Linked DNA regions of Homo sapiens: region 1 is linked to region 2. A link is a loop called in an ENCODE intact Hi-C map of the cell type or tissue named here. Cell type or tissue: Caco-2. All regions are shown on one strand.

Region 1 (2,500 bases), 170 kb after region 2:
GGAGCTGCCTCAAGGCCCATGCACCTGCCAGTCCAGCCTGTCCCCCGGGCTGCCTTCTCCCTCCCTGGCTTCTGGATAGGGACCGTTGCCCAGTGCTTCCTGAGTCCAGCCACCTGGTGGGCACCCCCAGAGACTCAGCCCTGACTCCAGGCGGCCAGCCGGCAGCACAGGTACAGCCGGATGCCCGACACACAGACATGCAGGCACAAATGAACAGACGCACGAGCACATACATCCTGACCGTTTCCAGGGGCTCCAGGACACCCCGCCAAGTTCTCCCCTGCACCCCACACAGCCACCCACAGGTATGCACAGCTCACCCAGGTCACACACACGCACCAGGGTATGGATGTAACCCTGTGCCTGCAGCCCCACTCCGGGACACACTAAGTCACCCACAAGGACAGTCATTCCCACAGTCACAGCACATGGGAAATCCCCGGGGTCCCATTGTGGAGGCCTGACCGGCTGCCGCAAAGCCCAGCCCCTTGGCAGGGAGCCCAGAAGCCGCTGCTCAAACCCAGGACTGCCAGGGGCACCCAGGCCCTTCCAGCCACGCTGGGAACCTGCACGGGGTGGGAAGGTCCTTCCCGCCTGGGTTACAGGAGGGCACCGGGAGCCCGGGAGAGACAAGGGCAAGGGACAGATGGCATTCGGCCACTCAGCAGGGCCCCACAGCCTCTCGAGGCCTCAGGAATTTTTCGGTGACGTGCAAAGTGCAGACCAAAGCCGCCAACAGGGCGTCTTGGCGGACTCTGTTTTAAATTATTCACCAACCCGGCCGGGCGCGGGGGCCCACGCCTGTCATCCCAGCACCTGGGAGGCCGAGGCGGGCGGATCCCGAGGTCAGGAGATCGAGACCATCCTGGCTAACACAGTGAAACTTCGTCTCTACCAAAGATACAAAACTTAGCCGGGCGTGGTGGCGGGCGCCTGTAGTCCCAGCTACTCGGGAGGCCGAGGCAGGAGAATGGCGTGAACCCGGGAGGCGGAGCTTGCGGTGAGCGGAGATCGCGCCACCGCACTCCAGCCTGGGCGACAGAGCGAGACTCAAAAAAAAAAAAAAAAATTATTCACCAACCCAAGTAGGGTGGAGCTCCTTCCGCCACCCATGCCCTCCCTGACTTCAGGACCTGCTCTGGGGCCTCAGCGGCCCCAGGACTGACCCTGAGTCCCAGTGGCCGCCAGTCAGAGCCACTCTCTGGGCCTTGGCGCCCCCTTCAGCCAGACAGCAGCCCAGGTGTCCAGCCAGCTGCAAGCATCCATCAACACCCCGCTGGGGCCCTGAGGCTGCACGGTCCCACCCTTGCAGGGCTCCAGGGCACTGTCTGCCTGTGGTCCCCTGCCCTCACCCCGGCCACCGCCCTCCAGCTGTCCTCAGGCTCCCCAAGCCGACACCCACGGAGCGTTCTGTCCTGACCCCAACCCCAGTGAGCTCTGCCCCCCCACCCCCCTACCCCCACCTGCTATGGGGAAAAACCCACCCTCCTCTGGACCCCAGGGAGCAGCTACAGCTCACACCTCCACTGCAGCCCCTGTTCAGGGAGCTGGAGAGGCAGCCGCAGAGGCCGCGTGAGGCCGTGGTTTCCTTTCATCCTGGCCCGACCCTCAGGGCAGGTGCCACACAACCCCCTTTCACCGATGGAGAAGGGGCACCGCGGCGTCTCTGGCCCCATTGCCTGGCCTCAGGTGCCAGAGCTGGGACCCCACCCCTCGCCTTCCCCACTGCTCCGCCGCCTAAAGCCTCGGTTCACAAAGCACGGTCCAGGCCCCCCGGGGCTCCCGAGAACCTTCGAGAAAGCCCCAAGGTCAAAATCTGTTTTCACAATAATGCCAAGGCTTCTCTCTCCCGTCCTGGCTTGGACAGTGGAGTTCTCAGAGGCCATAAGAGGTGTGACACTCCCCTGCTTTCTCGTGTCTTAAATATCCACACGTTTAGTTTCTAGCATACTAAACAGTGGCAGATGCAACCTCCCTGACATTTAACACTGTGCAAGGGTCCTAACACGAAAGCTCTGAGCATTACTGTCCTGGAGGCAACGCAGAGCTCTGCCTGGTGTCCCCCCAGCCCCCCTTCCTGATTAACGAGCACAGCTTGCTTCCCTGGGTCTCTCACCCGCCAGAAGCTCCTCCTGCCCTCGGTGGGTCTCTCACCTGCCAGAAGCTCCTCTGCCCTCGGTGTGGGTGGCACCAGAACTCCCCAGAGACCGAGGGCTGGGGACCCCAGGGCGGCTTTGGCCAAGCCCCTGCCCTCCCCAGAGCTGACAGTGGGCTGGACACAGGGTATCCCCTGTCCGGCATCCAGCAGGGCAATCCTGGCACCCTGTGGGTGCTGCCCCCACCCACGATGGACACCAGGAGCCCAGTCCCAGATCCTGGCCTCCTCCAGCCACTGCCGGTCCCCACCCCACAGCCCCCCACCTGAGCACGAGGGGCGCAGCAAGGCCCGGAGCCCTGCCAGGCATCAGACCCAAGGACTTGGGCCTGCCTTCATTACCCC
Region 2 (2,500 bases):
ACCTTGCAGGTAGGGTCTGGCTGGGGAACTTGGGGCCCTTCAACAGGTAGACCCTCCCTGCTCCCTTGGGCTGCTGCGGGGCCTCCTGATACCCCACAAGGGAAGGAGAGGAGCATCTCTGCTGTCCGGTTGCTGCCAGCCGAGCACCAGGAGGGGATGCTGGCAGCTGCCTGTCACTTTATTCCTGCTGCTCCCAAGGCCTTGCCCTGACCCACGTGCTGGGGCAGAACCTGCAGCCGGCGGCTGGCCTCCGTCCAGAGGCAGCCAAGGTGGTGATTCTGGTGACGGACGGCAAGTCCCAGGACGATGTGCACACTGCTGCCCGTGTCCTCAAGGACCTGGGCGTGAACGTCTTCGCTGTGGGTGAGCACCATGCGGCTCCCCCGGCCCTGGAGTCTCACCGCCGGGTGGGTTTAGGGTCGCAGCAGGGAGCTTGCATTGGGCACCTGGTCCCTGAGCCCCAGCTTCCACATCTGCGGCACGGAGCTGCACGCAGAGCCAGGCACCGCCTGGCACTCAGAGGCGATGGCACAGGCGGGCTGCTCCTTTCCAATCGCCTGGTGTTTGGTGCCCTCCGTGGAACCACCCCAACCCTCCCCCTGTGGCGTGAACTTCCCTGGTGAGATATTCACTGAGCAGCTCCAGCTGCCCCCTCTGGCCACCATCCCTGTGCCTGGTGACTCCCGCCTGCTGTGCCCTGGCAAGGAGCTTCCTGGCATCCTCCAGGGCCTGGGACTCACAGGCGAATCAACTCTGTCCTGTGGGGAGGAAACCCCAGATTTCGAGGCAGGAGTCCCAGGAGCACAGACCCTTCCTTGATGCCCCCAACCCCTCGGGAGCGCCTGGCCCAGCATGTGGGTGGCAGGTGGGCCGAGTACAGCCCATAGGCCTCTTTACTCCTGACCCAGTCTCCATGGAGACCCCCACCGCAGGTGGCCCCGTCGGGTGACCCCAGTGCAGGCCAACCCCACCTCCCTCCTCACGAGCAGGTGTGAAGAACGCCGATGAGGCTGAGCTGAGGCTCCTGGCGTCCCCGCCGAGGGACATCACCGTCCACAGCGTGCTGGACTTCCTGCAGCTCGGCGCGCTGGCTGGCCTGCTCAGCCGTCTCATCTGCCAGAGGCTCCAGGGTGGGAGCCCGCGGCAGGGCCCAGGTGAGGGGCAGGGTCACCCGCACAGGCTGCAGCCCCCCCGGCTGCTTTGGGCAAAGGGTTGGGGGGACGCTGTGGCTCCCGTGTGGTACCTGAGGCCGGCTCCTGTGGCTCTGAGGGGGTCTGCAGCACCCCCTTACATCTGTCCACAGAAGGGCTGGGGAGCAGCTTTCCTGTCCCTCCTGTGAGTGGCCACCAGGGGGAGCGTGGACACAGCTGCCCGTGCAGTGACCACCTGCCCCCCACTCCCGCTACTCCAGCAGCAGCGGCTCCAGCCCTGGACACCCTCCCTGCCCCCACCAGCCTGGTCCTGAGCCAGGTGACCTCCTCCAGCATCCGCCTGTCCTGGACTCCAGCCCCCCGGCACCCCCTCAAGTATCTGATCGTTTGGCGAGCCTCTAGAGGTGGCACCCCCAGGGAGGTGAGGGGGCCGGTATACAGGGCTCCCCGAGCCGGTCCTCAGCCGTAGTGAGATCTGATAAGCCAAAGGGAGGGCAGGAATAAAGGCCCACAAATAACTGGGTCCAGGCTGAGAAGGGGGTGTCGAGGGGCTGACAGCCCAGGGACTCACTGGGGAGCTGCGTCTGGGAGGCAGCCTGGGATGAGTGCATTTTAGTGGCCGAGGAGGGCAGAGCAGGGGGCGTTCCGAGGGTGCTGGGGTTAGGGTCAGACTCAGAGCGCCTTCTCCCTTTGATTGATCGATCGATGGATAATTGTGGTGGGCCTGGCACTGCTCTGTCGTAGGTACAGGGAGCCCAGGCCTGTGGGAAGTGGGGCACCCTGCGGGCCCCAGCTGAGCTCACACTCCAGCTGACGGAGTTCCTGTCCTGCTCCCCATCCCCCGGCACCCCCCTTCCTGGCTCCGTCCTTGCCCACTCTGTTCCAGGTGGTGGTGGAGGGACCCGCCGCCTCCACGGAGCTGCACAACCTGGCCTCCCGCACAGAGTACCTGGTCTCCGTGTTCCCCATCTATGAGGGCGGGGTTGGCGAAGGCCTGCGGGGCCTGGTGACCACAGGTAGGTGGGGCAGAGGCAGCGGCCAGGTTCTGGGTGGGAGGCCCCACTCACGGCTGTCCCTTGGAGCCTGACACCCCAGGGCAGCATAGCGAGCAGCTCTGGATCTTAACCACCCACAGTTGGCACCATCCCCAGCTTGCTGTGTGACCAAGGCCGAGTCACTGGGCCCCTCTGACCCTGGGTGTTCTCTTCTGAACACCAGCTATACCGTTGGTGTCATCACCTCAACTGTAATCACAGCCCATTATGCTGCTTGTCCACAGTGTTCATGGAGCTCCCCCCTGCTTGGCCTCCAGCACGTGGCTTAGCTCGCTGGGTTCTTGGACCCCCAGG

What was found. Peaks named below come from ENCODE experiments on the same cell type or tissue, not always from the same donor. Only the 100,000 strongest peaks of a DNase experiment are listed, where the experiment ranks them.
Region 1: a loop joins it to region 2, with 2.5 times the contacts of the local background. A loop is called at or near these places in 2 of 110 quality-filtered maps.

What each region holds. Positions count from the first base shown.
Region 1 is chr20:63,482,796-63,485,295 of GRCh38, forward strand. No RefSeq gene overlaps it. Among named protein-coding and RNA genes, the nearest start is that of KCNQ2, 11 kb to the left of the region's middle. In Caco-2, a CTCF peak has its summit at 1,192 (motif pointing left); no DNase peak of the experiment used is centred here.
Region 2 is chr20:63,308,344-63,310,843 of GRCh38, forward strand. It overlaps COL20A1 (collagen type XX alpha 1 chain), which reads left to right. Exons shown (of 36, transcript NM_020882.4): 8 at 199-363; 9 at 990-1,154; 10 at 1,415-1,572; 11 at 2,038-2,167. Among named protein-coding and RNA genes, the nearest start is that of COL20A1, 16 kb to the left of the region's middle. In Caco-2, a CTCF peak has its summit at 1,363 (motif pointing right); a DNase peak (open chromatin) is centred at 1,391.